Linked DNA regions of Homo sapiens: region 1 is linked to region 2. The links are chromatin contacts, found by Hi-C in ENCODE. All regions are on one chromosome and are shown on one strand. The core of a region is the stretch at or near the end of the contact, and the rest is flanking DNA. Distances in the headings are between cores, read along the strand shown. Region 1 holds the start of GKAP1 (G kinase anchoring protein 1). Region 2 holds the start of NAA35 (N-alpha-acetyltransferase 35, NatC auxiliary subunit).

What was found. A loop is a pair of places that touch in the nucleus more often than their neighbours do. Pooled maps may share reads with other maps.
Region 1: a map of B cell shows a loop between it and region 2 (8-fold over the local background). The contact joins the promoter of GKAP1 here to the promoter of NAA35 in region 2. A Hi-C loop is called at or near these places in 3 of 168 maps with a recorded cell type or tissue (B cell, CD4-positive, alpha-beta memory T cell and naive thymus-derived CD4-positive, alpha-beta T cell) and 9 of 50 pooled maps.

What each region holds. Positions count from the first base shown.
Region 1 is chr9:83,815,399-83,819,410 of GRCh38, reverse strand. GKAP1 (G kinase anchoring protein 1) reads left to right here and starts at 1,642. Exons shown (of 13, transcript NM_025211.4): 1 at 1,642-1,894; 2 at 2,284-2,415. LOC101927552 (a long non-coding RNA gene) reads right to left here and starts at 1,745. Exons shown (of 6, transcript XR_001746793.2): 1 at 1,684-1,745; 2 at 1-1,010. RefSeq lists a silencer at 1,448-2,267.
Region 2 is chr9:85,939,179-85,943,043 of GRCh38, reverse strand. NAA35 (N-alpha-acetyltransferase 35, NatC auxiliary subunit) reads right to left here and starts at 1,898. Exons shown (of 23, transcript NM_024635.4): 1 at 1,771-1,898; 2 at 761-889. The coding sequence starts at 884. RefSeq lists a silencer at 1,315-1,994.

The DNA.
Region 1 (4,012 bases), core at 393-2,892, 2.1 Mb after region 2:
CAAAACCTTTATTTCTAACTTATTAGTGTCCATGTCTCTCTGGCTGTCTTGACAACCCTTTGAATTCTTAAAATGTCCAAATCTAAACTGATCTCTCAAGAAGTAGCTCCCTCTCCTTTGTAATTGTCTCTTTTCTCTCTTGCAATTATCTACAAACTCAAAACCTCCACTTTCTTTGATTTCTCTCTTCCTACCCACAATTAATCAATCAGTTGCCAAATTCTATAGATACTGCATGCACATCATCTCTCAACTATGCTCTTTTAAATTCCCCTAGCTGTCCCTTTAGGTCAGACTCATCATTTTTACCTGGCCTACAGTAGATCTGTCCGTTTTTCCACCTCTGATTTCTGCTTCCCCTCACAGATAAATCACTAGCACAAAGAAAAAAAAAAACCTTCCTTTTCTTCCCCCAAACTTCTGAACCATAAAAACTCAAAATACTGAATTAAATATAAATTCATCCATTTGGTATCTTAGGCCCCATACTCCTTTGTCTTTTCTACCTCTCAACATACCCTGGAGTCTTTGCTCTTTCCCCAACACAACTTTCACTGATTCGCCTTCATATATATTCTCATGCTATCCCTGCTTGCTGTAAAACTCTCCCTGTCTCCTTCAAGGTCAATCCCAAATGCCTACTCCTTCATGCTGCCTTTCTTTCCTTATCCCCAAGACAGATATACACGGTTCTTTGATTCCCGGCAGTACTCTGCCACTTTTCACGTGGCACCTATCATGGTTTGTCTTTTATTGTCTGTTTTATCTTTGTTTTATTCCTTACTTCTTTGAAGGCAAAGGTATCTTCAACTCCCCTCTAACTCTGAAGCATCTTACCTGTGGGGCGTCTAATATTAGTTGAATCATGGGGATTTATGGAGATAATGTGATGCGCTGGTAAGCTAACAGAATTGGAAGCCAGTACAGCTGGGTGCCGGCTCTGCCGTTTATTAGCTGTGAGGTTTTGGGTAAGTCACTTAACTTCGCCTGTAAAATTAGTCCACTACGACCTGATGGAGAACCAAGGGAGATAACGTTAAAGCGCCCTGCAACTCTACAGGGAACTGAGCAATGTTAGTTATTTTCCTTACAGAGATCTGATGCACTCTTGCTACTGGAATCTTGACTTGCAGGACCATCCCTACTTCATTGCCTGGAGGTCGAACCCCAAGTTGCAGGGAACCCAAGCTACCAGGTCCCACTGCCCTTTTCCACTCCAGGGCCCTCTAACCGCTCTCCGCGTCGCAGGTGATCCTGCCTTGCTGCGGGGGAGTGGCCTAGAGTCTCACTCCCTCGGGAGGCCTCCCTCCTTCCACCCGCTTGAGGAGAGCCCTTCTCTTCCCTGTGACCCCGAAGACCGTGGCGCCGCCGCCTACGTGAGGCGTTTGGACCCTGCCCGGCCCCCGTAGCTCCCCTTCTCCAGCAGGTGGTTCTGGTCCTCTCCCCCAACTCGGGCGCTCACGTCACCGGCGAACCTCTAACCAGCGCCAGCGCCGCTACCAACCGCGAAAATAAACAAACCCCCGCGCTCGGCGGACGCGCCAGGCCCCGCCCCCGCCCCCGCCCCCGCCCCGAGGCTCTCACGCCGCCTCCTCCGCCCGGGCTTCCCTCCACCCTCCGCCCGCCCGCCTGCTCTCAGCCGCGCTCTCCCCGCCCCTCACCGCAGCCTGCAGCCGCGCTCACCTCCGCGGTCCGCCCCGGCGCCCCGGGACCCGTTAGTGCCCAGCCTGTGGGCCGACCGCGACCCCCGCCCGGCGCGAGCCTGCCCCCAGCTCTGCCGACACTTGACCCAGACCAGTCCCAACGCCCAGTGCGGCCGCCCGGGGAGCCGCGGGAGAGGCGGCGGCGGGGGGAGGAGGGAGAGGAGGGCCGAGCCGGCGGCACGGGAGGCCCGGTGAGTACGCGGAGGCGGGCCCGCCTCGCGGGTGTCCGCTCCGGCACCCCGGAGGCGTAGGCAGCGGCTCGACAGCGCTCCCCTCGGCGCCCCGGCCTCGGGTGGCGGGGACTCGGCCTGAGGCGACGGGCCCCACTGACCGGAGCCGCTGGGCAGAGGGCACGGGAGGGCCGCGGCCCGACGCTCGGCGCAAGGCTCGGGGCGGCGGGGAGGGACTCGCACCCGACTCCCAGGCCGGCGACCGCTGAGCCTCCCGAGACCCCGTGGGGGCCGCTCGAGTGACAGGTGCCACCGTCCCCTCCCCGCCGCTGGCGCCCGCGCTCCCTCCCGGGGAGCCGGGCGCTCGGAAATTTCTGGAGCAACGACCTGACTCGTTTTCTCCCTTTCAGGTTTTGAAGCCGCTTCTCTGCCCGAGTTAGGTTTCGCCCAGCGCAATTTCTTTCTCTATGTACTTTGCGAATAAGTTTCGGAGCATCGGTTAACAGCCTATGGGTGAAATTTGGCTTTCATTCATGAATGAGGTATAGTGAATTACTTTTTGAATATAGTGCTCCTCCTCCTCCCCCGCCAGCTATTGAAAAGTGATTTTTTTTTCTGTTATTGTTTGGAACAGCCTTACCGAATTTTTGTCAGATCTCTAGCATTAAGGTGCTTCATAAATATTGAACAGTAACGACAAAAATAGTTTATCAAATTGGCTGATTGCCTTTTCTCTTCCTCCTCTTTTTCACTCTTTACCTTCGCCAGATTTTTCAGAGTAGATGCAAGTGCTTTCATTAGAAGAACTAATGAAAGATCGTCTGTCTTACACTAAAAAGCCGGAGACACTTTTCTTCACCATTTAGCATTGTCTGTTGTGTAGTAAATGTGCTTGGGATTGTAACTGGAATCATTTAATAAATGTGACTTGTAGCTATAAAAATATTTGAGAAGCTTTTTGGCAAATTAAAATATTAAAAATCTTCATAGAAGTCTAGATTTCTTTTCTCAACAGATTTATAACACTATAGTAGCTTCAATTCTGGAGTAAGAGCAAAACCCAGAAGTTGACCAAAAGAACCTTGTGTGAAAATAGATGTATTTTACTCGTGGGAGAATCCCTCAGGTCCTCACTGAGTACCTGCTTGTATTTTTTGTTTAACTTTCTTGGCCTGCAGAAAGTGGGAGCTGCAGATTGGAGAGGGATCTCAGTACTTAACTATGAGAAAAAAATGGAGTTTGGGGCATACCCATTGGGTTTACATCACTTACAGTAAGTGTGTTTGGAGCAGAGTTTTAGTATGCACTTCACACTTGCTGATTGTGAACCCTATTTTTTTTTTTTCTTGAGGCGGAATTTTGCTCTTGTTGCCCAGGCTGGAGTGTAATGGCGCGATCTCGGCTCACAGCACCTTCTGCCTTCCAGGTTCAAGCAGCTCTCCTGCCTCAGCCTCCTGAGTAGCTGGGATTACAGGCGCCTGGCTAATTTTTTTTTTTTTTTTTTTTGTATTTTTAATACAGACGGTGTTTCGCCTTGTTGGCCAGGCTGGTCTGGAACTCCTGACCTCGTGATCTGCCCACCTCTGCCTCCCAAAGTGCTGGGATTACAAGTGTGAGCCACCACACCTGGCCTGTGAACCCTAATTTTTAAGAAGCCAAAGTGAAAGATACTGTTTGGTTATCTGAAGAACAGAACATGAAATAACACAATTTTTTATTTCACCAGGTGTTAAATCAGTGATACTTGGTGCCATTTCATATTACGCTCAGTTAATTTCGATCTAAGTTATATTTCAGTGAGGCCACACTAATTGGCATCTACATTAATACCTTTTTTTGGTCAGGCTAATTGGTAGTGTTAATAGAAGATGGCTATCATTCATCTCATAAAAAGTAATATATTTGGTTGTTCTTGATTTAAGGATTTTATATGTATAATTGTGTGTGTGTGTGTGTGTGTGTGTTTTCTGAAGTTCCCTAATTGTGGTCTTCTGGACTGAGATATGGCTGCTGCTGTCTTGATTCTAGTGAGGTCATAGTGTAGAGGGATAAGGTCATAATGGCAATGTGCCTCCAAACCTTGATAGAGGCCAAGACTACCAGCCACTTAGGAATTCTTCTGCTTGGGTCGGGCTTGGT
Region 2 (3,865 bases), core at 649-3,148:
GAGTGAGACTGAAAATAAACAAGAAATAATTGACAATTATGGCTTCTGAAAAAGATAAGCTGTATGAAGAAAATAAAAAGTGATTCAACTGAGGTGGAATTGCAGAGGAGAGAATGAGTGGTTGTTTTGAGGTCCTCACCAGGGAGGTTAACACTTAAGAAGAATTGTGTGAAAGCGAGGGGCAAAGCAATTTAAAAGAAAGAAAACAAAAAATGCAAACACCTGGGAGAACCACCTTGGTGTGTATTACGAAGAGATAAAAAAGACCTGTGACTGGAATGTAATAAGCCTGGCGGGGACAGTGGCACATAAATGAAACCTGAGTGGCAGGCAGGGACCAGATTTTATAGACCCATAGGGAAGGAGGGTGGATTTTATTCTACCTGCAACAGGAAGCCACTGGACAATCTTAAACAAGGAATGATGTGATCTGATCATACTGAAACCTCAAACATACAAAAATACTATTATCTTTTAGATTAACAAAGTGTTTTCCACAGTTAGAAATTACTGCTCTCTCTAACCTGTTAAAGCAAGAAAAATTCAATTTTAAAATACTGCCTCAACATCTGTATTTAATGCTGTATCAAATATACATTTGCTTTAAAGTTAAAATTAGAGGATACAGAATAAGTGTGGCTAACAAACTCAACAAACCACATTTACCTGTTGATTTCATCTAATGAGGTAAGTTTAGAAAGCACAATCGTCATTCTACCCCTTCCAGATGCTGAACTTCTAATCCAAAAATCAGACTCACCTCGACAAGCTTCTTCAAAATCTTGGGTAATGTCCACCCAGTTTGTATTGCTTTTCTCCATTTTTTCTGGCATACTGAGCTCCCATCCTGAATCGTCATCATCTACAGAAGCTTTCATAACCATTATGCCTGTAAAATTAATACTGATGTAAGAGAGAGGATGTAGCTTTCAGGGCAAGAGTATTTGCAGAAATGGGTGTTTGTTTCAGCATAGGATGAAGTCTTAACTAAACTCTTTAAAGCAGAACTCTTCTGAGTCTAAGGACAGTACTGCAAAGAATAACCTTAATGCAATCAAATCGCACGTCAATTAACACTCCTGCTGCTTACTATTAGCCCACCACCTACCAGGGCCCATAAACATTTTGCCTTCCTACTGTTTAAGAAGAAAAATCACAAACCATCTCACCTCTGGCCCGAAAAGAACAACTCCAGAGCTTCCAACTTTCAATAATAGCCACAAAAGACCAAGGCACTATTCAGGGTCCCCTCTCGCAGCCCAGGACCCCATGCGGCAGCTACCGAAGTCAATCAAGGTAGCCCTTCATCTGGCCAGAGCTCGCTGGGACCTCTCCCGGGCCAGAGCCGGCCCGGACCCAGGCAGAACCTCGCCGGGAGCAATGAGGAGCCGGCAGGCACCGCAGGGTCCCGCCGGCCGGGCCTAGGGCCGAGGCACACCTGAGGCGGGCACACGCTTCCCTTCCGCCCTGCCCGGGTCAGCCCAGCCCAGCCCCGGTCCCACTGGGCGCATAAGCAAGGACAGAGCTGTCGCCGCGCGGGAGGGCGGGCACGTCCGGCGCCGGGTCGTCGCCTCGGCAACACCGGGCAAGAGTGGGGCCTCGGCCGACAGCGGGCACTGGGGAGCCCGCCGCTCCTACCTGACGCGCAGCGGGAGGGCCGGGGCCGCAGGGTGACCTGGGGTCCCCAGGATCTGCCACACGCGCGGGGGGCTGCGGCTCTCGGACACACGAGCGAGAGGGTTTCAATGGCTACGCAGGGGCGGTCCCTACCTACTTCTCCCGTGGTCACCCGCGCCGCCACGCACTGTCCGGACCACGGAAATAACGACGCCGCCTCGGCCGCCGCCGCCCCCTCCCCTCTCAGCCCAGCCCGACCGGCAGCGTGCACGCATGCGTATGCCCGGGACGCGCGACCCCGCCCCCTCTCCCTTACTCCCGGGGACTTCGCGCTCCCCGGCCACACCCCCTCCCTCGCCACCGCCTCCGTTCGGCCGATGGCGGCCGCCTTCTCTTCTCGCGAGATTAGAGACGATCGCGAGACCGGAAGTTATCTTTTTTCACCCTCTGTCGGAGTCCTGGGTAGTGGGCGGTTCCCGGAAAGAGGCGGAGCCCGGAGTCTCAGAGCCCGCCCCGTCTGCGCTGCCCTCTGGGAATTTCTTAGAAAGGTGACGCGAAGGCGGAAGGAAACCGTGGAGGTTTGCGTAGACCTTAGTGGTTGCGAGCACGAACGAGCAGCCAAGCTCCGAGAGCAACAGCGTGCTACTGCTGCCTGACAACGGATTTATGTTTCCTATACAGCGCCTGGGAGTTTCGTGAGGAAACATAGATTCAAAATATCTGCAAAGTCAAGCCAGACATTTAATTTCAGATTCTTATATGTTTTAGATTTTTTTAATTTATTAATAAAATGATCAGTTTTTAAATGGGGTTACATAAATAGACGGGCGCAGGTAAGAAGCACATCTTTATCACCACCTGTTCTTTAGGATGGCCCAAAATTAAAAGATGGAAAAGATAATACCAAATGTTGGCAAGGATGCAGAGCAACTGGACCTCTGTTATGTTGGTGGTGGTAATGCAAAATGGTACAACCACTTTGGAAAACTTAACAATCTCTCCTTATAATCATATACTTATCATTCGATCCAGTAATCTACGAATTTACTTAGGAACAAAAACATATTCATACAAAGGCTTGTACGTTAATGTTCATACCAGCTTTGTTTTGCTTTGTTTTTGTTTTTGTTTGAGACAGAGTGTCACTCTTGTCGCCCCTGCTAGAGTGCAGTGACCTGATCTCGGCTCATTGCAACCTCTGCCTTTCAGGTTCAAGCAATTCTCGTGCCTCAGTCTCCCGAGTAGCTGGGATTACAGGCGCCTGCCCCCACACCAGGCTGTTTTTTGTATTTTTAGTAGAGATGGGGTTTCACCATGTTGGTCAGGCTGATCTCAAACTCCTGACCTCGTGATCTGCCCACCTCAGCCTCCCAGAGTGCTGGGATTACAGGTATGAGCCACCGTGCCTGGCCCAGCTTTGTTTTTAATCATCAAAAACTACAGACAACCCAAATGTCCATCAACTGTTGAATAAAAACAATTTGTGGCATATCCATACAATGTAATGAATGTAATTATCAATAAACAGGGATAAACTACTTGACATACAACATGAATGAATTTCAAAAATATATTGAGTAAAAGAAATCAGGCTGAGCTTGGTAGCTGGTAGCTCATGCGTGTAATCCCAACACTTTGGGAGGCTGGCAGTGGAGAGGTCGGGTTGGAGACTAGCCTGACCAATATGGTGAAATCCTGTCTCTACTAAAAATACAAAAAAATTAGCCAGGCATGGTGGCGTGCGCCTGTAATCCCAGCCACTTGGGAGGCTGAGACAGGGGAATCCCTTGAACTCAGGAGGCAGAGGTTGCTGTGACCCGAGATGGTGCCATTGCACTCCAACCTGGGCGACAGAGTAAGAAATCAAATGCAAGAGTATGATTCCCCAAGTGAGACCCCAGGCTCTTAAAAGACATCTATAGTGACAGAAGACAGATTAGTGGCTGCTCAGGGCTCAAGAAGAGACTAAGTTGGATAGAGCTTGATTTGAAGTGATGTAAATATTCTGTTTTCGATTAAGGTAGTGCCTGTGTGGGTGAATACATTTGTAAAATTTCACTGAAGTATATACTTACAATGTGTACATTTTATTGTTTGTAAACCGAACTTCACAAAAATTGGTTTAAAAAATTTTTAAATGGCCGGGCGTGGTGGCTCACGCCTGTAATCCCAGTCCTCTGGGAGGCTGAGACGGGTGGATCACATGAGGTCAGGAGTTCAAGACCAGCCTGGTCAACTTGGCGAAACC